3 separate regions of the Mus musculus genome follow, and all the other regions are linked to region 2. The links are chromatin loops, found by intact Hi-C in ENCODE. Cell type or tissue: left cerebral cortex. All regions are shown on one strand.

Region 1 (8,000 bases), 240 kb after region 2:
AATCCGTTTTTTTTTTTCTTTAAGATAATTTTTTCCAAGAGTAGAAGAGATATATTAATTTGCTGTTGTTACTTAACCTTGAAGCTAAGATCCATTTCTTTCCACTCCTAAACAAGAGGGAAAAGGCAGAATGACTATCCTGAAACTTTCAGTCATCTCTAGAAACTATCTGACTTGTCTTCTTTGACCTGACAGCACTTTGACTGGCAGCGCCTCTAGAACCTCAACTTGTCAAGGCAACAGTTTTGTATTCTTTAGAAGAACTTTACCTGCTTGTCAGTTTGTCAACCCTGAAGTATTTACTTCATTTCCAGGGATGCTGAACTCTCAAAAATATGCTAGAAAAAAAAATTCATGGACCCAAGAATCCTTAAGGGCATGGGTTTCGATGAGCAGATGAGGGTTCTTAAGCAATATTGGACACATGCTCTTTCCATGTATAACATAGTTTATAATCCCTCTCCAAAATTGTGGAATTAATATAAATGCTGGCCTATTTCTATTTCTGCTCTTCTTCTCCACCCCCATTGACTGCAAGGCTGGGGTCTTATACCAGCTGCTCCTTAATTAATAATGATGGGCTGTCCTGATTCATCATCTCTAGGTTCTACTCTGCACTGTACCATTCACAAGTATGATAATGAAAGGTGTCTGTGTTCATTTGAACTATTATAAAATCATATGGGACTAGATTGTTTATAGAACTGGGGATTAATCCTGGAATCTCAGAGACACATTCTCTCAATGAGATATTTTTGCAGCCATCTGGGTAATTTATAAACAACCAAAATGTGCATTCTGATCTTCTGAAGCTGGGAAGCCCAAGATTAAGTTACTAGCAGATTCAGTGTCTGGTGAAGGCTGCAATTATTACATCATTCTCTGATCCTCTTTTATAAAATGTTAATCCATTCCTAAGAGTAGAGCTCTCTGGGCTTAGTCACTTCTCAGGAGTTAATACAACCAAAAATGGGGATTACATTTCAATGTGGATTTCGGAGGAACACAAGCTTGAAACTCAAAACAAAGACAAGGTTTCCTGTCCCTCATCTTGTACAAATAGCTCGTATCTGGCAATGGACCACTTTGTAACTAGTATGAAGCTAACTGGCACACATGAAGATCAAATCCATAATTCATGCTCAATTGCAACTCATCAGGTGAGCTAATCAGTAAAGTCTAAGAGCAACACTCAAAGAAAGACCCAATGAACCAATTTATCCATCATTTATAAGTCATTGGTTTAGAATGGTTTTAAAGTCTTGGTCAGATAAGAGTGAGAGGTTGTAGAGGCTGGACTATATCCCTAGTTTGCTACATTCTAATACTAGAGCAGTTTAAAGGAGTCACTGGACCTGTTTAAATGGTGTTTCTGCCTTAAAGCACGTAGTGAGTGATGAATCACTGGATGGATGAGGAATTTCTGTGCGTGGTGTGGTTTATTATACATTGTACGCTGTGTGCTCTGCACCACTGACCTGCTTACAATCAATGTGTGTTCTTCTGAATATTGATAAGATGAGCGATGTGATACTTTCTGTCTACCCTGAGGACGTTGGGAGTATGAATAAGCTAACATTTTGAAGAAAAGGTTTATAAGCAGAACTTTTCACTTGATCGCCAGAAAAGCCTAAATTAGTAAAAAGTCAGAATAAGTAATTGCTTAGAATTTTAAAAACCTCACATTCAACAGTGAGAACATTCATCAACAAGAACAATAATTTATTAAGTGGCTTAGTAGATCTATTTGTTGAATATCTATGACGGTTCATTGGAAATTTGTATTTACATGAATTTTAATCAAGAAGGTCCAATTCCAAGTGTTTAATAGTAGTTTGTCATTATGAGGAACTTGCTTGTTCCTTTTAAGATCTCAAGCCCAGGAGTATGTTCTTTAATAAGCCTTTTGTATAGCAGAGGGCTGACCTGTGATCTATGGTCACATACAAATGACCATAGATTTTTAAATATAAAGTAGAAAGGGCATAGTGGTTTACTATGAGTATATGCTCAATGGGGTACCATATGATGGTTAAAAAGTCTGAAATGTTAGATGTGTGGCTTCCAATCCTGAGAAAGTCTATGACCATGGACACCTTGCCTTGTGTCTCTGAAATGCTATGTGCTCATTTCTAACATTAGGAAAATAACTGTGCTGACTAGTTTTATGTCAAATTGACAAAAGCTAGAGTTATCAGAGAGAAATGAAGCTTGAGAAAAATGCCTCCATAAGGTTGGGCTGTCGGTAAGCCTGTAGGGCATTTTTCTTAATGTTTGATGGGAAGGGCCCAGCCCATTGTGGATGGTGACACTTTCTGAGCTGGTGGTCTTGGGTTCTATAAGAAAGCAGACTGTGAAACCATGGAGAGCAAGACAGTAAACAGTGTTCCTCCATGGTTTCTGCATCAGCTCCTCCCTCCAGGTTCCTGCCCTCTTTGAATGCCTGTCCTGACTTCCTTCAAGATGAACAATGATGAAGTGCAAGCCAAATAAACCCTTTCCTCCCCAAATTGCTTTGGTAATAGTGTTTCGTCATAGTAATAGAAACCTAACTAAGACAATAACCAATGATGCACACCTTATAAGATTACTGGGATACTGGATGGTGTAAATCATGGGAAATTCTGTGAACTGTGCCTACAGTGCCATTAAGCTCAACTGCTTCTATTATTAGTAAAATTAACACAATTCAGAAACATTTGGAGATGATGCTCTTTCTCTGTGAGGGGTTAGAGGTAATACCTGAGTCTATCTTTGTTCATATCACGGAATGGCAGCTCCATATATAGTGCTCTACCTCCTTATTCTTGCTTCTTGTCTAAGATAGGAATAAATAGACGACAGGATCAATCTAAAAATATCCTTCAGTGCTTCAAGTAACCCTAGCGTTTAGGTGACTTAGGGATTCTATATTGGTCTGGAATAAATGGTTTTGGGACCCCTGCATTTATTTCAGAATATCTGTACATTTGCAGTGCCTTGCACCTGAGCTCTGGCCAATAGGAAGAACAGAGCTTGGGCAACTGTTGCAATAGAAAGCTGCTTTTTTTGCAGTGCCTTCTACTTTGCTCACTGCAGTAACAACTCAGCTTTGAAATGTCCTCTTCAGTGATGCATCCTGATCACAGCAGTTATTTAAGGGTTGTGGCTAATAAGAGAGTAGATATCCCTGGTATTTCCCAGAACAGAGTGCTCATTCTGAGAATCTTGGGTCCATGTGACTTCCCGAGTCAGTGATTCACATAAAGACAGAGGATATGTTTGGAACGACACAAGCCTGCCCATTCAAATAAATCCTCCCAGGAAAGGAGGAAACTGTTCAAGAGTCTTCCCTGCTGATCGAAATTCCCACTGTGTGCACAAAACACCCTGTCCCAGGTCCCAGGTGTGTGCAGGTTTCTAATTGCCAGTGCTGCACTAAGATTCGGATGGTGAGAGAAGAGTTGCAAAATCACGAACAACACTGAGGGCGGTATTAGTTAGGAAGAAGGCAGCTTCCTGCACACTGTTGTAGGTGTTAGTGAGATTATCAATTGCTGGCTCCTCCGGCAGAGACACAGGACTGGAGGGCTTGGGGAATGTGGTGGCCCCTCTCTTCCTTGCTTTTCTCCCCTATTCCCAAGGTTATGTTTTCCCAGGGATCTGCACTCTGCACTTTCATTTCTGCAGTGAAATTAACTCCAGCTTCTCAGGTAAGTCTTTCAGCTCACCTTAAAGCAAAAGGTTTGTGAGCTGTGGTGGGGCTGGCTCTACCCCATCCTCTTTATATCGGATGTGTTTTCTTAGTGCAAAAGTAGAATTTGGAAGCTTAAATGGGGAGAGTAGAGGTCGGAAGGAACCAGATAAAGTACGTGGCCCTGAGAGAAGAAGAGGTGGGGGAGGTGAAGAGGAAGAAGGAAGGAGACCCTGGCATTTTCTTTCTACAAATCTTACTGTTATTTTTTTTTCTTGGAAATTCTGCCTGTAGGCTGGTACCTGGCTCGGGAACAGGGTCTCAGACATGAATCATAACTGTGATGTTCTTCCCCCACCCCCTGTTTTTGGTTACCGCTGCATAAGAGCAGGCAGACAGAAGCAGGGTTGCACGCTGTCAATACAGGCTGCAGAACTCAATAAGCAGCCAGACAGGGAGTGAAATTGGAGGAGGCAGCTATAGATTTCTCAGGTTATTTCTCGTGAGTTTTTTAGAACTTGTGTGATCCAGGCTTGTCAGATACTATTTTGAGCTGGGCTGAGACAAACACATTCCCTTAGTGTACCAGATGTTGTCTGCAGCCTCCCAATTTCCAGAGGCACCTGGGTTGGCTTCTTTATGGGGAAGGGGTATCCAAACAAGAGGCAGGAATGAGGGAGTTGGAAACTGTGATGAGGGAAATGACAGTTCTACTACTCTAGAATTTGGTAGGAATAGTAATACAATTACTAGGATGGTTATAATTTATTTAGAGACCAAGGACTGTGCATTATTCAGTGTAGTACTTAGATCACAATGGGTACTTAGCAAATTTATGCTGGTGGACAAATAGCACCAACTATCTATTACTTTGGAGTAAATTAAAATTGGAACATCATGTTTTACTTAGAATGGAATAATAATGCTCATTGGAATTATGAGGAAACATGTTCTGCTGAATCATAGAATAATCCCTTCAAGTGGAATTATTTGATTCCACCCTATCTTTCTCTGTCTATTTCATTATTAAATACATAGTGCCATAGGGTTTCAGGTAGCTTATAAGAAAGATTTCATGGAAGTTAATATCACAGGATACAAAAATGAAAAAGGCTATAGCCTTCACCCAATAGTTTGTATCCTGCATTTCTGCAGTAACACAGGTGTTGAAATATAAGGCTGTGCATACTTTTCATATAACCATTCATTTCAGCTTCCTCTTCTGCCAACCCCATGACTGATGCTACAAACAGGGGAAGAGGTAGACGGGTGGCTTTGTCTTCTTTGCATCTTAATGAAGAAAGATAATCAGAGGTAACCATCACACAGGCAATCGAATAATGCATGGTGATAGAACAGTTTGCCTCTGGGCGGCAATAAAGTAGATGATTGGGGTGACCCTTCCCCATTCTTTGGGCTGGACTTGTCTCTGATAGCTATGCAGTGCTTGGCTTTCTCCCCACCACTCTTTGAAACAGAATCAGAAAGGGTATGATCTCCCTTTCCATTTTGCTTAATAAAATATTCTATTATTTTCAGCTGCTAAAATATTCTATTATGGCTGATCACGGCCTCCTTGGTTCAGAGTGTTTGCCATGGGCTAGAGTATATATAAAAGCTGCAGAGGCTGCAGGGGAGCCTGAGTCTCTCTTATAGTGGATGCTGGGATGGGGTTGTGGGTTCCAGGTATCTTATCAGTCTTACAACTGAAGGCTGGGAGAATGCCCGAGAGCCAAGGGGGCCTCAGACAGATGCATGTTGGATAAACTGGGCTCAGCTTATGTTTTCACCTCTGTCTTAGAAATGGGGATGGGTTATGTTCATCCATTGAATCCACACAAAGCTATCGACTTAATAGGGTTCTTGGCATACTCAGAGAATAAAATATCATGTTCTCTCTCCTTATATCATTCCTTTCTTCCCATCCCCCCAAATAGGATTTCATGTAGTCCAGGCTGCCTTCCAACTCCTTGTCTAGCCAAAGGTGGCCTGAGACAGACTTTTAACCCTTTTCCCTTTACCTCCTGAGTAGTGGGGTTGCAGCCATGTGTTACCATGCCTAGTTTATGCAGTGTTGGTGACTGATCAAACCCAGAACTTCCTGCATGTTAGCCAAGCACAGTACCACCCGAGCTACATCTCCAGCCCCAGTAACTGTCTACCTTCTCCCTAAGTAGGGTACTCAACTCCCAGTAATCCCCAAATACTCTATTCCTGGTCTAGGGGATGCTGTTACATTGTCTCATTTATGTTTCTTGTGATAGAAATAAATTTTATCCTATTTCACAGATAAGAAAACCGAGTCATGCATCATTCCATGTACCTTTCCTAACACTGCACAGCTAGTGAGTGGATGAATCTAGACAGAAAATGTTTACTTTAACTGCATTGTAGGCGTCTATGCAAAGGCATATTCAGAAAAGATTCTTTTATGAGATGGTGCTGTGTTTGTGGCTGCAATGTTTGGTTAGGGGAAGTTCAGCCTGGAAGAATAAGAATGAGAGTCAGCCTTGAAAGGTTTACAGACAACAAAAAGAAAGAATCTTAACAAGGGTGATGGTTATTGGTTTATGTAACTGAGATTAATGTCACCATGGTCTGGATTTTCCTGTCTGTGTCACTTGCTTTGTTGGCTTAATTGTTAGGCTCTACCTACTGCTTCTCTGTCAGTGGTTCTCAACCTTCCTAATGCTGCAACTCTTTAATACAATACTTTATGTTGTGATAACCTCCAACTATAAAATTATTTTTGTTGCTACGTCATAACTGCAGTTTTGCTAATATTATGAATCATAATGTAAATATTTGTGTCTTCCAATGATCTTAGACAATCCTGTGAAAGAGTCATTGACCCTCTCCACAAAAGGATTGCAACCTACAGGTTGAAAACCACTTCTCTAGACCCTTCACCCCAACATCTGTAGGGTGACTGTAGTATTCACACACACACACACACACACACACACACACACACACACACACAACACACAAATTCCAGGGTTCATTTTTTTTCTTACTTGTCTAAGCCATGTTAGTGGGAAAAAGAAACTAAAAGAGTATCCAATACCTTTCTCTAGAGAATATTTTGAGACTAATGGAATTGAAAGTTCTCCAGCAGAAAAGCAAGATAGGAAGAAGGAGAAAGAATGCTTGGTAGCCCCCTGTTATCCTCTAGCAGAGAACTGAGTTGAGTATGGTAGTGGGACAGAAAGTCCTTCGTACAGCTGGGGTAGGGGGACGTTTGGATCAGGAGAGTCAAGAAGCCAGCAAAGTCTACATACCATAGTATCTGACCCTCAAGCTATGTTGCTGGATATCTCCATCTTGGACCCCAGAGGCCCTTTGAATAATGAGTTAGAAATCAATGTAGCCAAAGATTGGGTCCACAGTACTGGGAGTGATTGACTATTCATCCCATGAATGCTCCCAAGATGCCTTCTCTCCAATCTGAAGCAACACTAAGTCTGCTCCTTAGTTATCTATCCATGCCCTGGCCACCTCTTTTGCTCTAACTGCTTGGAGGTACTGTTTGTAGAAAAAGAGAGGGCCCCAGGACCTAAGAGTCTGATGCATTGTCCTTAGGCTGTAGCTACTTACACTTTCACTCTCTCTCTACCAACCAAAGCCTAAATTTCCCCAGGGGATCTAAGGTTAGGAGTAGAGAGCTGTATTTTGTCTTCAAAAACAGTTCTTCTTTTATCTTTCTTAGAGAAGCATGAATAGATAAGAAGAAAGGATTATATGCTGGAAGTAATCAAGGCATATATTTAGTCTGGGGCCTGTCTGACTTTGTACAAGTTTTTTTTTTTTTTTTTTTTTTTTTTTAATTTCTGATACTGAGTCCTCAACACAGGTCTTTCCTTCTGTCTTCTTTCTTCAGCAAGAATTATTTTACTGTCAAGCTTTGTTATTCTAGCAGAGCATCCAGGGGTGTCCTTTGGAAGGCTGTTTCTGCCCGTTTGAGTCAAATTAGATGTAGCAGGTGCAAAGGGCTGAAGGAGACTCAATGGTTGATAGAATTATAACCTGAGTCTGTGGCGGCATTTGGACTCCTGGACATTGACCCTTTGAGTCCTGTACTGAAGTGATCCGTCAGCTTTCCTCAGTCTGTACTGAATTTATCTGTGGGTGATCACATTGCCCCTAGTCATGTTTGGGAATAATCCTACTAACATGACTTCTCCTCTTTCTTTTCTGCTTTTTGGTACCATGGGCAGAAAAAAGGTATATCCTTTATGTATCTCAGCAGTCCAGCAAGTTTTGTTAATTGTATATCCAAATCCCCTTTAAACCTATGTCACCTCTTTCATTCTTAGTGTTCCAATGT
Region 2 (8,000 bases):
TTATACCTTTCTCAGGACCTGTGGGAAGCTAATCTGAGATGTACATTTTGTAGATGATCATGAGACAAAAAAAAAGTTGCTAGGATGTTTTAAAAATAAAACAAAAGACAAAATAAGAGCTTTAAGATAAGGTTATTATCAGCCTAGTTCAGTCTTAAACCTTTATAGTTGGGCTAAAGATACAAATCATGGCACTTTAAAGACTTAGCCCATGAAATAATTTTGCTCATATGTGTTGCCTAGCTTGATACTGACAAAACTTGTTTTCTGTGGGGAGGTAACTCCAAAGCAACCAGAGAGGAGGCAAGCTCTATCACCGCAAGGTTTTGGGCACCCAGGCTCCCTGCTATCTCTGTGGTATCAATTGTCCTAGGAACCTCACACTCTATCTGAGTAGACCCTGTACATTTATCCGATTGATTTCTATCCCCTCCCTCTACCATATGTCCTTCTTAAAGGACCTAATTGCTTCAATGCCTGCTCATAGAACCAAAGATTCTAAAAGCTGTCCTTCCTTCTATTCCCCTAGTGGCCCTCTGCTGCCCCCACCTGCCTCAAGTCCTCACTAACTGTAGTGGTCCTCAAGTCCTACCCTGTTCCTGTTACAATTCTGAGAACATCCTAACATCGCCTCTCTGTTATCTGGTTTAGTTCTCATATACTTTGGTTAAATAGAGTTTCCACTTTACAGATGGAGAAACTAAGGCTCGAGATGGGTGGTCCCCTGCAGCTTATGGGAAATGAATGTACAAACTCAGTCCCACGTTTTCTGTTTCCTGTTTTCTTTATTCCTTTCAGAGAAGCAATGAGAGGTGATCTGAGAGAAGTGGAAACTGGCCATTGCAGGTGACTATGAGATCATGTAGAAGAGTGGACCACTGAATTCATGGGAGGATGCTGTTACTTTCTTGGTCTCATTCCTAGTGCCATGTACAATCTTCTTATCATGGACTTGGGCAGCAAGAAGATAGACTCCCTTTTGCAGCTCAAATCAGGAATCAGAGAGATGAAAAGCATAACACAGACTCTAGTGGCCTGAACAAGGCAGGAACATTATCATCATCTGCCCAAATTCAACCAAGAGAACTGAAAGGAACTGAATAAGATATAATGAGGGTTCATGAAGACAGTATATAGAATTAGGAAGCCAGGAAGCTGGAAGATAGATCCAGAGCTAGCTCACCACAGAGGATCCTGGCGATGAGTCCGATTACACTTGAGGCTCATCTACCTTCCCTTAGCTTTCACCATCAAACCCAATGCCAAGAGTGATGGAAGGGGAAGATGCAGTTGCTGGGAACTGACACTTGCTGGCGGAAGGGTTGTGAAAGAGACATTTCTTTGACATCAAGCTTAATAAATAATCCATTATCTTAAGCACACATAATTGCTTTCACAGGAATTGGAGAGTGCTCTGTTCCTAATAGTGCATTGTCCTTTGTGTGGTGGCAGCAAGAGATGATCCTGACTCTAAACAGCTATATTCATGTACAGTGTTCACAGCCACATTCCTGTGTTCAGCTACCCTGGATAATGGCTTGAAGGATTCATGACTCGAGGCTCTAAAACACAGTAGAATGTGTACAGGGCTTATTAAACCAGTGGTGATACAATTATGGAGAGGCTAGAAGTCAAGTTCACATAAGAATATGGTGGCAAATAGCACCAAGCAACAGGAGGTCATAACTGGGGTACAGAAACTGTGCTTCTTCTGGGCATATCCCAGTAGTGGGGCAAAGGAGTTACTAAGACTTCCCCAAATTGAAGGAATATCTGTTCCATCCACAGAGACGGTGAACGTAGCCTTAGCCAGTTATGTGAAAGGCTTAGTTAGCTATTCCCCTTTCCTCCTTCAGTGGGCATAATGGATCTGTAAACACAGTTTGCAAGTTACTTTTGATTCAAGATTTTAGCTAAAGATGACTGTGGAAAAACATTACAAATTCCCTTTTCCATTGTTCAATTTTGTTCAATCGCTCATCAATTCAAAACTGTATTATAGCCTTCTGTGATGAATGAGAAGCCACACAGTGTGATGGTATTGCCGACGATACTTCAAAAAAGAGAGAGATGCCTGCTCTCTGTGAGGTTAAATCTGGATAGGGGCATGGAAACAGAAAGATCTAATGTAAGATAAGACTAGGGAAGGAAATGGTTATTGTGGAAGGCGGTTATAGACGACATCTCGGAAGACATCATGGAGGAGGTAGCTTTTGATCTGAGCTTTGAGGCATGAACATAATGTTAGCTTGATGAGGAGATTGGAAGGAAGAAAAGTGAAGAGGGGGTGTTGGGCTGAGGGGGCAGCATGGGCAAAGAATAGAGGTGTGAAAGCATGTAGTAACTCAGAAAAGGTGATCAGTACACTGTGGCTGCCACTGAGGAGGTGGCTGAAGGGATGTGGCCTGAAATACTTAGTATCTCCAAGGAGAAGACTCCAAGTAATTATATAATCCTCCCACTTATGTTGGCTGGTAGGCAAAGGACCTAGAGGGGGCCAGGTTTAAAAATAACCCATTATCTGAAGCACACGTAATTGTCTCCACACAGTTTCCCTTTCTATGTAGAGCCACAGAAAACTACAGCTTATGGTGGGGTGTGTTTGTAGGCTCACATTCTATTTTTCTTTTATTTTTGAGATTGTAATATAATTACATAACTTCTTCCTTCCCTTTCCTGCATTCATTCAGGACAGTTCCAGCTCAGGCATCCCTAAACCCTAGTCCTGACGTACATATTACTTGATAGAACCTTAAGTTCCTTCTCGCTCTGGGGGAATAGCAAGGGGAATAGCAGAAATGTTTTGGGAGTCTCTTGGACAGCCCCGAACAACAAAGCCTTCCAAAGAAGGCTTCTCATGTCTGGTATTGGGGCTTTTGTTAGGTGGTCTCAGCTCTTTTTTTTTTTTTTTTAGGTTTTTCTCTTTGTGTAAGCATTGTCAGCCCAAATGGGGAAAGTTCATTTAATCTCTATATATTCATACACAGAATTATGCATATTATTGTATGCTTTTTTTACATAAAGAGTTAACAGTATGATTCCATAGGACTTTTCAGATACAATTATTATTTTGTCTAAAGAACCTCCCTTTTTTTCCTTTCTCTGATCAGATCCCTTGTAGCCTGCAATCCCCATCTCTGTTACTCCTCAACCTACTCTGGCAATGGTTCCTTTTTACTTTCCTGTTTTCTGCAGTTATTCCAAGATGTGTACTATACACACTCAGTCATTCCTAAGCATCCATATCTCACTATCTGGTTGCTAGTGTGTGGACTTCCACAGTGAACTATGCAGAAGGCCAAGTGACAATTAAACAAATATCATTGAGCTTGGCAAGAGGAGATAGATGCACTCTGAAAGTTAACTTGAATAATTTCAGACTCCGGACCTCCCACTAGAGTGAAAAATGATGTTTATTGGAGGGAAGCTTAGAATTAATCCTCCAAAATGATAGTAAAGTGAATTCTTTCCCAGTTCTGCTGTGGCTGCTCTTCTTCCCGTTTCTGCTTATTTCTTATTCTGTTTCTTATTATTGTAATGAACTCTGTTCTCCAAAATGGATAAAGTCACCATTCCTATAAGATCAGTTTTGTCTGGTGTGACCAGCTTGATCGGATCACAGTTTAGATTGCAGCTTTTGAATTCACTTGGACGTTTAACTTCTGGTGGGGGAGGGGTGAAAGGGAAATAAAAATGCCGAGTTGGCACAAAAGTAGCTGCACGGATCAGTCAGCTGTCTCCAGGCCCATTCTCTCCAGACTTACTAGTTTTTTTTATTGAGTATCAGGGTTTGAATTGCAGCGGCCATGGGGTTTCACTAGGGGTCATCGGTGTGCAGTCTGGGTGACACTCTGTGAAGAATGCTGGCTCTTCAGTACCCTGCGGAGCCGCCTGGGAGCTCTCCGTGGTGCTGAAGACAATATCCCTCTCTACGAAATTTGAGGGGAAATTGTCTCCTCAGTTCTAAAAATTTCTTTGTTTTGCACCACGAATGGGACAATATGAAATTAGAGTTTAGATGAAACCAGATCTTTAAACTTATAGAATGGATGTCCAACCTAAAATTAATGAAGATTTCACACTTTGCTTTATTATAAAACGCCAACTGATTGTTTTAGAATTTATTATAATATAATAATAATAATAATAACAATTATTATTATTACAGTTTTTGGTTTAGATGATGAGAAAATGAAAGTAAGTGCTTTGATTAGTTTCAGTGAATGTATTATTATTTATTGGAAGCACAAACAAAGAGTTATAATTCATTTATTCCACAAACTGTTAGTATGCTAAACTGTATGCTAGGCTTGGGCACACTTAAGGCTCATAAGGATCAACTGGGTGAACCCAGAATGTTGTATTTCTTAGCAAATGTTGTAATCTTGTTAGTAAGATCACTGGTCTTCAGACAATGGTTCTAGCCAAGGAGATATCAGAGAAAGTGCCTAGAGGATGTGGGGCCTCCTTTTATAACTTCTGTAAACTGGGTGTGGTTAGGTACTGATGCTTATTTGGAGTCTTGATGAGATTCTAAAGGAATTATAGTTTTCTACAATTCTACATGCACTGCATCTTCACCTCTGCCTGTTTTTTGAAACCTCTTTAAGCTTAGGTCTGAAATCAGCTTCCTGCTGGGATCTGCCTCATCCAATTTGCACAGGGGTCTTTGCACTGATTGCCTTGAGGAGTGGTCTGGGAGGATGCCTGATGTTGATATGTGCATGAATGTTCATGAAGGGTTGCAGCTGGGGATGAATATGGTAATACTTATACAACACTTACCAGACTCTGTGATTTATTCTAAGTGCTTTACATAAGTTAAATTATTTAATTATCACAACCTTTGAAGAGAGAGCAACTATTATTGTAACTATTTAAACCGTTCTAAAATTATACTCAATCAATTTATATATTCATTGTGTGTATGTGTGTAGGTTCATAGGTGTATGCATGTGGAGGTCCAGTATCTTTCAGGAGATAGTTCTCACCATCCTGTGGGTCCCGTCAATCGCAGTCAGATTGTCAGATTTGGTGGCAAACACCTTTACCCACTGACTAATCTCCATGGCCCTGTAGCTGTTTAAAAGATTTCAAAATAAGGCAATATTTTCCAATTTGTCGAAGATCTCCCAGCTGGTAGATGGTAAAGCCAGGATTTGATAGTAGGTGGTCTGCTGCCATAGTCCCTTGCCTTCAGTACTCAACCACCAAAGGCTAAAAAGAGTGTGTATGTGTCCTGAGCCTCAAAAGTGTGTATTGCATGTTTGATTTTCCCATTTTCCTGTCCTCCCTGTAGCAAATGTCTCACTCCATTTTACAGAATGACTTCTAAGAATGAGACTTATTAATGTCATTACTGAAATTTTATATACATTTTATCTGGAACCTTATCAGTGATGTTTGTCCCACTGTGTTGGAAAGCATCCATGTATTATACGCATGCCATCAGACAAAACTCAGAGCAATAGTTTTTCATGGCTCTATTTTGACTATACAGTGTGAAGTGGGTCATTTTCCCATGACATCGCATGGTTTTGTTTCATTTTTCCCACAGTAGCTATCAGCATTAAAAAATGATGTCTCCTGTGTATGTGTGCTATTGGTGTCTGGTGTCTATCATTACCTGTGGATGTAAAGTATATAAGCAGGAGCTCTGTCTTGTGTTTATTGCTTATTTCCCTGTAATTGATATTACAAATAGGGGAATGAAAATTGAACTATATCTTTGTAGACTCTTAGAAGATTAACACTGAAGGGGAGTTAGTTAACAAATAGATTTGTAAGACCAAATATAGAAGGAAGAATCCATTGTGTGGCTTGTGAAAAAGTTGTAGATAGGAAACCACTTCCAGTTAGTAAAGGCTACTGGCTCTCAGAAGCCCAAGCAAGAACACCTTGCTATGTGTGTCTGAGTATTGCATTTCTCATTGTGAGTTTTTCTCTATGATACCTTATGTTGACGTTAGAGATGAAGGAAATGAGGTGGTCATCTGAACCCATGGGCTTGCTATCCATTTTCCTTGACTTCTCTAGGAAGTTAGAAGAACATCCTGCCCCTTTCCCAGAAACCTGATGTATCACACTCACCCGTATCCAACATATTCAATCAATTTTATAGACTTCCCAGTAATTTTCTTATATGCTTTTTTGGCATAATAGTGCCAACTTCCTCATTTACCAGAGACTGTAGATTCATAGGTTAATTCCCAGTTTGGAAGCAGATGCATCAGAGTATTTGGTGGGGGAAGAGGTCGATTCCCTTGTCCCCATAGTTACATGCCAGATTTTTGTATTTTGAGGTTTCCTTGGTCAACAATGTATTTTCACTATCTAAAATGTATTTTTACCATCAGTGTGTGTGAACATTAGTCACTGAACCCTGTCCCTCTTCATCAGCCTTCACGCAGGACTCTAGTTTGCCTGGGAGGCGGATTTTAGAGTAGAACTTCTGTCTCCTAGAGTCTGAATAACCACTACTTCATCCAGGGAGTAGTGGAAAACATGAGTGTAGAAAAGGAAGGATTCTAAAGGGAGTGTAGAAAAGGAAGGTATAAAAGGCACAGTCTGAGAAGCGGTGCACTACGAGTGAGGGAAAGAAAGAAGCAAGGTAATGAAGCTCATATCTATAACACAAGATCCATTCTTGAAGGACCTGAGGCTAAAATCTTTTGGACCATACCTTTAATTATATCGGAGGACAAGGAAGTGAACCTGTCCTGAAGCTTAGGTTTGAATTCCTTCTCTAAACTTCTTTTCCAGCTTCAAAATTTCCTCTTTTTTGTTTTGTTTTGTTTTGTTTTGGTTTGGTTTGGTTTGGTTTGGTTTGGTTGGTTGGTTTTTTGAGGCAGGGTTTCTCTGTATAGCACTGGCTGTCCTGGAACTCACTCTATAGACCAGGCTGGCTTTGAACTAAAAAATCCACCTGCCTCTGCCTCCCAAGTGCTGGGATTAAAGGCATGCACCACCACTGCCTGGCAAGAATTCCTCTTAATATTAAATGAGATGACATGTGTCAAGCATATGGGGCAGAATAGATGCCACTCTTGCGGGAAGTATCATCAGTTTCTTAAGTGCCCAAATTCTTACATTTTTTTAACTTATTGTTTGCAGGTTTTAGGTATTATAAAACTGATTATCTCTACATTTTTATCTCTCTTTTGGTTTGAGATTTATGTATATGTACATGCAGATACCTTCTGAATGCTGACATTAAAGACATATACTACCATGTCTGGCTTCTGCCTTAATTTTTGAGACAAAGTCTCTTATTGAACCTGTAACCTCACTAATTTGGCTCAACTGGCTGGCCACTGAGCTTCAGGGATCTGCCTGTCTCTGACCCTCCTCCCCTACCCCAGCACAGAGATTACAGATGCTGCTATCCTCATATTTCTATATGGGTCCTGAGCAGCTGAACTTAGGCACTCATATGTGCAGTGCAAAAATTTGTCCAACTGAGCCATCTCCCAGTTCCCTGAAGAACAGACTTTTGTAAGAATGGGTGGTTATATGTTTTGCTTGCAGAGATATTATTGAGATGTTGTATCACTCTGCATTTGCCTAATATGTACTATGCTTTACCCTTTGCTGTCTTGTGAGGAAGGACTTCCTGTAAGAGGAGTATGCAATGGGCATAAGGAGTAACATTTTAGAATACAAGTGCCTAGGTTGGTATAGAAAAGGGTCATAATGAGTTTTAGTGATTTCTTCAGCAAACATATATGACTGGGTGGCAAAATAACTCCAACCATAGAGTCTTGAGGAACTTCCTGGTGAGTAAAGGTTTGACTTGGAAGAATATAAGAATCCAGGGGAATGTTGAGCACACAACTATGGAAGCTCTGGTCTGAGGAGGCGAAAATAGAATGAATGAAGATTGTGGGAAGGAAAGAGAAAGGCTCAAGTTGCAAGGAGAGTGGATCAAGGAGTGGGCTTGTAAGCAGAGCAAAGAGCTGGGGGCGGCTGAGTGGTTTCAGGAAAGCAGATGGTGATCCCTG
Region 3 (8,000 bases), 670 kb after region 2:
TGACACTAAGCTTGACTTGAGGATCTGAAACCTCAAGGTCAAGCCCCCAGTGACACATTTCCTCCAACAAGCCTATACCTCCTAACGGTGTCATTCCCTATGAGCCTATTGGGGCCATTTTCACTCAAACCACCGCACATGGGTACACACTCCCTGTCTTATCTTAGCACAAGGTGCTATGGGGAGATTCATTTAATTAAAAGAAAATTAAAATCTGAGTAAGTATGTTAATTTTCCACTGATGTTCCCATGTGTATTTAGGAGAATACCATAGCTTTTAGAGCATTAAAGAAGATTAACAGTAGAATAGTGTTTAGTGACTTTACTTAATTCTTTTTCTGTCTTCAACTGGGCTTCAATACACGCATGTAAGAATGCTGAATCTCCATCTATGGGTCAGTGGTAGCAAGTGTTTTAAGGGGAATGTTTTGAAATATATGTGTTGATCATGTTTAGGGCCAAATCTACCACATTTCTATTGTACACATCCCACTGAACTTCTGACTTTTGACAAGAATGAAATGTTACATTGATTATCTACAGAAGCTTCATTGAATAGCATTTAAAGCTTAGCAAATATTTAAAATATTTCACATAACCTTATAGTCAGGAATTGTATTTCAAAGACCATTTTCTTATATAATAACCATCTTTAATGAAAAAAACAAAACAAAACAAAAGTCTTGGTCTGACACTGAAGTTAAGTAAGCTGCAAAAATAATGTTTCCCAAATTTCTTTGGAATGGGATGGTAGAAATATAATTTTCTCACTAACCCACTTGGAAGGCCAAAGCTGTGTGATTTGTCACAGTAAAGCTCCCACTTTCACTTTCAAGCCATAGCTTGTAGGTGTCAGTTTGATGACACGAATCATGATGTTCAGTGGAAAGGATCCTGATGCATTCATTCATTTATTGATGATTTACACTGAATTTTCACATTTCCTAGGAAGCCCCATGATGTGGAGTCCCAGTAGGAGTACAGTCACAGTCTACGAACACCCACATAATTACCATTACTACTTACAGTTGCTTTATAAACAGTGGAACAGCCACTGAGGGATAGGAAGTTGTTCTTGCTTCTCAGCCTTTTGGAATCTCATATGAAAGACGTCAGCTAGAAGGTCCTCTGCTTCCCTTGGCCTTGGTGGGAGAAACCCTCTAAAAAGAATCTCTTTGGTTTATTTTTTAAAAAATTGTTTCAAACTCAAAAACAGGTTAGCTTTGTTTCATGGATCAAAAATAGTTATCAGAGTTTTTAATTGCACGTCATTATATCAATCAAACTGTCAGTGAAGCTCCAGTAAGATGTTAATGCTATTGAGTACTCTGTTCCATCATTTTTGCTGAGAATCGTTCCTGATTCCAGGTGTGACTGCTTAGCCCAATGTTTTACCTGAGAAGGAGGCAGCCATTCATGGAAAACAGCTGTAACTACAGGAGTTCGGATATTTTATAATTAAAATAGTAATGCTTGAGAGTTTCCAAATGGGCTTTGTAAGAGTCAAGGTACAGTTTAATCTGTCTCCCTCTTCATATGGGCCTTGGACAAATCTTCCCTGTGCCTTGCTACATAAAAATGACTAATCTCACGCATTTTCTCAGTGGGGAAAAGAAGAGGACGGGAAGGTGAATGAATGCTTCAACATGGCCAGATCATAGGCAGTCTCCACTGGAAGCCAGGGGAATCTCCTGAGACACTTGCCTCCAGCTTTCAAATGCAAATGGACCTTGACTATGGTGCAATTAATATTAGGTCCAATCTTGTGATCAGAGAAAACTGAACACTCTTAACACTATCTTTGTTACTGAAGACTTTTAATCCCATAGAAGACTAATGATGTCAAGGAAGACTTTGAAGTGGGAATCCCCATGTAGGCTGGGATGTGTTGGTTTTCTTGAAATTCTATTGAGCCCTGTGTAAGAGATAAGACTCATGCTTTTTATGGGTCATTGTTTCCGGAACATGTCACTGAGTTCTGCTCATGAAACAGCTGCTTGGAGGGAAGATAAAAAAATCTAAAGCTCTCTAATCTAGGGATAGTGGATGGACATTTTTGGAGATGACATGCCCTCATCTGCCATGCCACCTACGTGAAGTCAACTACAGCCACCAGTGACTGTTTAGCTTTCCCACGTGCTTTCTCTAGGGTTTGGAAAATAATTTGTGTTGGTTTTTTTTTTTTTTTTGAGCTCTTTAGCAACTATAGTAACTAATACACAGTAAGTTGCTCACTGATCCTGGTTATGCTATTTCTCAGTTCTTCCTCATCCCTCTTGGGAATAGTCTCTTTCTTCAAACGCCCTTGCAGTCCTTCCAGCAGGGGCCCTTGCAGGGTCTCAGGAGTCTTCAGTCATCCCAGTGTCCACCTACCTTTGAAGTACAGCAAGACAGATATCCTTTGGACTGAAGAATGAACATTTGACTTTGTTCCCATGTGTACTCTGAGAAATGCAAATCATTTTCAGCTTTCTGTTTCTATTTTCAAGAAAAGAGTCAAATCAACTTGATATAGAGGAAGGATCTCAGACCAGGAAAACTTTCTTGGAGGAAGTATTTGGAGAGAGAAAAATATTCAATGATTTTGAGCCTTGAGAATGGAGAAAAGTTAACTTGGGATGGTTACAATAATAGAGAGTAGGTATCTGCAGCTATCCCAAAACTGAGGGGCAGGGGAGCCAAATATTTTAAGAACTCTGAATTTCAGGCACTGTGAATAAAATTAATGTTCATTTTCTTAAGTAGTACTTTCAACAACCCTGCCAAAGAGGCATGAAGATTCCCTTTTGAAGAAAGGAGACTTAAGTGTATTCAACAATATTCATACAATATTTATTGAGTGCCTGTGTTTTTAAGTGCTAATAATGTAGCTGTGAACAAGACAGCTTGTATTTTGCAAAGAAGAGTGAGATAATTTGCAAGTGTAAGTAACAAGTAGAAGAAACAGGAATGGGAGGGGCCAGGTATCAGAGGACAGATAGGACAGGTGTCCCTAAGGAGGGGCCAGTGAGCTGAGATGAGAATGAGCAATGAGAACCATCCCTGCGGGGGAAACAGTGCCGAAAGCTCTATTAGCTTAAAGGTGGGGACAAAGCAGCTGTGTTCCTATGACAGAGAGAAGACATGTCCCTAAAGAGCTAAGAAGAACATGCACTGGTGTTGGGAGCGGAGAGTTACAAAGCTAGGTGTGTACCTGGCAGGGCCTTCTCAATCCGAGAAGAAGATAAATATTATTTTAGGAAACAACAGGAAGCTTAAGGGAATGTGTTATATCCTGAATACTGTGATCTAGCTTACATTTTCTGGCATCCAAGAGGCTGAGAAATGTATTTAAGGCGAGGCAGGTGCAGAGGGATGACAGAAGCAGTCCAGTTGATTACCGGAGCCCTACAGCCCTCTGCCTCTGAACCTGTCACCTTTGATTTCAATGCAGTGCATGTCCACTATGCAGGTATTGGAAAAGAAGAAGAAACCTTTTCTTTTAGGAAAAAAATTAACTAGGGCATTTAATGCCATCCCTGGAATCCCACCACTTTGCTTACTTCTGAGTCATGGTCCTTAGTAGCTTCTGTAGTACTGTTTTTGAACTCCTATAACCAAGTTGTGGTGAGAAGGCTTCTGTGGCAAGCCACTTTCATCTGAAGGTGCCCTGGAACAGGGTTGCTGATTTCTTTTTCTTCCTGTAAGACACGGATGTGTTGCCAAAAAACATCACCAAAACATGTTAAATGATAGTGCAAGAAGCAGACAGAATTGAGCCACTTTATCCTTTACTGCTAAGTCAAGAATTCAGTTACAGGAAGGAGAGAGAGAGAGAGAGAGAGAGAGAGAGAGAGAGAGAGAGAGAGAGAGAGAGAGAGAGAGAGAGAGAGAGCTGCTTGAGATTTTTTTTTTTGTACATCATTGCAGGCTCCCTTCGCCTCCCTCCTCCTTTCTCCCTTCTCCCTCCTCTCAGCCCACCCCCAGTCCATCTGCGATGCTTGAATTTTTACAGGGCTCTTTGTGTAAAGACAGTAAAGCCTTAATCATGTCTCCTGTATTGTGTATATCTCCTACATCTATCTACTTGTGGCAGTTGTTTACACGGTCTCCTCTCTTGGCTGCCTGCTCATTATCATATTATTGATCAGCCAATCTTTGGTGGCTCAGGTTGGGGAGGGGTTGGGGAAATAGGTAAATTGGAGAACTGGTGGGGGCGGGAGTTGGACAATCAGTTTTAAGATGGTTCCAAAAATAGCTCAGTCAGGCTGACGATAGCTCAGCTTGCAGCAGGCCCTTATGGGATTTATGCTCTTCACAGAGATTCAGTGCTGAAATATATTCCACCAGCTGTTCTTGCAGTTGGGAGCTGGTGGCAGCAGGGGGCTGACTCTCCTTCAGGAGGAGGAGGAGAAATTGGGATAGGCTTGGGGTAAGGCAGACACCTCCACAGGATGACACCCTGCACCTTATACACACACCTGAGCCTTATACATGCCTGATACCACACACACACACACACACACACACACACACACACAAGGTACAGGGTATTTGTGTTGTTTCTAAGCTTTGCTTTTGTCACATGACATCTGCTTTCTTTTTCTCTCCTAGCTTTTCTTTCTTTTTGTTTTTATTATTTTCTTTATTTACATTTCAAATGCTATCCCCTTTCCTAGTTTTCCCCTCTGAAAACTCCCTATCCCCCCACCCCTCCCCCTGCTCACCAACCCACCCACTCCCATGTCCTAGCCCCGGGCATTCCCTATACTGGGGCATCTAGTCTTCACAGGACCAAGGGTCGATCCTCCCATTGATGACCTACTAGGCCACCCTCTGCTACATATGCAGCTAGTGCCATGAGTCCCACCATATGTACTCTTGGTTGGTGGTTTAGTCCCTGGGAGTTCTGGGAGTACTGGTGAGTTCATATTGTTGTTCCTCCTATGGGGCTGCAAACCCCTACAGCTCCTTGGGTCCTTTCTCTAGCTTCTTCATTTGGGACCCTCTGCTCAGTCCAATGGATGACTGTGAGCATCCACTTCTATATTAGTCAGGCACTAGCAGAGCCTCTCAGGAGACAGCTATATAAGGCTCCTGTCAGCAAGCACTTGTTGGCATCCACAATGGTGTCTGGGTTTAGTGATTGTATATGGGATGGAACCCCAGGTGGGGACAGTCTCTGGATAGTTATTCTGTCAGTTTCTGCTCCACACTTTGTCTCTGTAACTTCTTCCATGGGTATTTTGTTCTTCTAAGAACGATTGAAGAATCCACACTTTGGTCTTCTTTCCTCTTGAGTTTCATGTGGTTTGTGAATTGTATTTTGGGTATTCCGAGCTTCTGCACTAATATCCACTTGTCAATGAGTGCATACCATGTGTGTTATTTTGTGATTGGGTTACCTCACTCAGGATGATATCCTCCAGTTCCATCCATTTGCCTAAGAATTTCATAAATTCGTTGTTTTTAATAGCTGAATAGTACTCCATTGTACAAATGTACCACATTTTCTGTATCTGTTCCTCTGTTGAGGGACACCTGGGTTTTTTCCAGCTCCTGGCTATTATAAATAAGGCTGCTATGAACATAGTGGAGTATGTGTCCTTATTAAATGTAGAAGCATCTTTTGGGTATGCTGAGGAGTGGTATTGCTGGATCTGTCCTTAAGTAGTACTATATCCAATTTTCTGAGGAACCGCCAAACTGATTTCCAGGGTGCTTGTACCAGCTTGCAATCCCACCAGCAATGGAGGAGTGTTCCTCTTTCTCCACCACCTCACTAGCATTTGCTGTCACCTGAGTTTTTGGTCATAGCCATTCTGACTGGTGTGAGGTAGAATCTCAGGGTTGTTTTGATTTGCATTTCCCTGATGACTAAGGGTGTTGAACTTTTCTTTAGCTGATTCTCAGCCATTCAGTATTCCTCAGTTGAGAATTATTTGTTTAGCTCTGTACCTGATAAACAACTTCAGCAAAGTAGCTGGATATAAAATTAACTCAAACAAATCAGTGGCCTTCCTATACACAAAGGATAAACAGGCTGAGAAAGAAATTAGGGAAACAACACCCTTCACAATAGTCCCAAATTATATAAAATACCTTGGTGTGATTCTAACTAAGCAAGTGAAAGACCTCTATGATAAGAACTTCAAGTCTCTGAAGAAAGAAATCAAAGAAGATCTCAGAAGATGGAAAAAACTCCCATGCTCATGGATTGGCAGGATTAGTACATTAAAAATGGCCATCTTGCCAAAAGCAATCTACAGATTCAATGCAATCCCCATCAAAATTCCAACTCAATTCTTCACAGAGTTAGAAAGAATAATTGGCAAACACATCTGGAATAACAAAAAACCTAGGTAGTGAAAAATATTTTCAACAATAAAAGAACTTCTGGTGGAATCACCATCCCTGACCTCAAACTGTACTACAGAGAAATTATAATAAAAACTGCATGGTATTGGTACAGTAACAAGCAGGTTGATCCGTAGAATAGAATTGAAACCCAGAAATGAACCCACACACCTATGGTCACTTGATCTTTGACAAAGGAGCTAAAACCATCCAGTGGAAAAAAGACAGCATTTTCAACAAATGGTGCTGGCTGAACTGGCAGTTACCATGTAGAAGAATGCAAATCAATCTATTCTTCTTGTACAAAGCTCAACTCCAAGTGGATCAAGGACCTCCACATAAAACCAGATACAATGAAACTAATACAAGAGACCATTGGGAAGAGCCTTGAGCACATGGGCACAGGGGAAATTTTCCTGAACAGAATACCAATAGCTTATGCTCTAAGATCAAGAACTGACAAATAGGACCACATCAGCTATTTAAAACAATTGATTTATGAAATTCTTGGACAAATGGATGTATCTGGAGGATATCATCCTTAGTGAGGTTACCCAATCACAAAAGAAGTCATTAGATATGCAATCACTGATAAGTGGATATTAGCCCAGAAACATAGAACACCCAAGATATAATTCGCAAAACACAAGAAAATCAAGAAGAGGACACTGTCAATAGGACAAAACAGCAACCAATGGATTGGGAAAAGATCTTTACCAATCCTATATCTGATAGAGGGCTAATATCCATATATACAAAGAACTCAAGAAGTTAGACTTCAGAGAACCAAATAACTCTCCTATCATTTCTTAATAGTAGAAAGGATAAATAAGAAGATAATGTTTATTTGCATCAATGTTTTCATATTTTGATTGTGGTTCAAGCTTATTGAACATATGAGTAGAACCTTCTATTTGTTCACTCAGCTTCACAGAAGTCAAAAACTTACAGTCACACTTTAATCTCATCCAAGACCTTTACACTTAGAAAGCCACTTCTGCATGAGTGTTAAGCCTACTGCTGAAATATAAATAAGTGTAACATTGGTAAATTTACTTAAGACTGTGTCACATGGAAAACATATTTTTCTTCACATTCTTGTTGCAGTCATTCTGCCCCTTCGAAATAATATTGCATGTTTTTGGTGGCTTCATAATCCACTCTCTTTCCAGCTACTGTGCCTCCATATAGCCTGTTTCTCAAAGTGCTGTAGGAACGCTCCATAGAATTTGACAAGCTTCTACCTTGCTCTGACACATATGATACACTGAATCCTTTTAAGCTTTCTTTCAAAATGGGTCTATTTCACCCAAAACTGTACCTGCCTGTCTTAGGGTCTTGTTGCTGTGCAGAGACATAATGACCAGGGTGACTCTTTTAAAGGCAAACATTTAATTGGGGATGGCTTACAGTTTCAGAGGTTTAGTCCATTATCATCATGGTGGAAAGCAGGGCAGCATGCAGGCAGACTTGGATCTAGAGGAGCTGAGAGTTCTACAACTTGATCAGAAGGCAGCCAGGAGGAGACTCACTTCTGCACTGGATATAGCTAGAGATTATATGAGACCTTAAAGAAGTGACACATTTCTTCCAGGGCCATCCATACTCCAATAAGTCCACACCTCCTTACAGTGCCACTCCCTATGGCCAAGCATTGAAACACA

Evidence for each region. A loop is a pair of places that touch in the nucleus more often than their neighbours do. Peaks named below come from ENCODE experiments on the same cell type or tissue, not always from the same donor. Only the 100,000 strongest peaks of a DNase experiment are listed, where the experiment ranks them.
Region 1: it touches region 2 in a loop (3-fold over the local background); 3 of 42 quality-filtered maps call a loop at or near these places.
Region 3: a loop joins it to region 2, with 5 times the contacts of the local background. A loop is called at or near these places in 3 of 42 quality-filtered maps.

The regions. Positions count from the first base shown.
Region 1 is chr12:88,949,925-88,957,924 of GRCm38, forward strand. All of the region lies in intron 3 of Nrxn3 (neurexin III), which reads left to right. All of the region lies in intron 2 of Gm40537 (a long non-coding RNA gene), which reads right to left. Among named protein-coding and RNA genes, the nearest start is that of Gm40537, 19 kb to the right of the region's middle. In left cerebral cortex, no CTCF peak of the experiment used is centred here; DNase peaks (open chromatin) are centred at 3,272, 3,452, 4,084 and 5,985; H3K4me3 peaks cover 1,430 bases; H3K27ac peaks cover 3,728 bases.
Region 2 is chr12:88,705,614-88,713,613 of GRCm38, forward strand. No RefSeq gene overlaps it. Among named protein-coding and RNA genes, the nearest start is that of Nrxn3, 85 kb to the right of the region's middle. In left cerebral cortex, CTCF peaks have their summits at 558 and 3,821; DNase peaks (open chromatin) are centred at 2,375 and 3,754; H3K27ac peaks cover 619 bases.
Region 3 is chr12:89,373,138-89,381,137 of GRCm38, forward strand. All of the region lies in intron 9 of Nrxn3 (neurexin III), which reads left to right. Among named protein-coding and RNA genes, the nearest start is that of Gm40537, 400 kb to the left of the region's middle. In left cerebral cortex, a CTCF peak has its summit at 4,335; DNase peaks (open chromatin) are centred at 899, 3,247, 3,654, 4,012 and 1 more place; H3K27ac peaks cover 4,023 bases.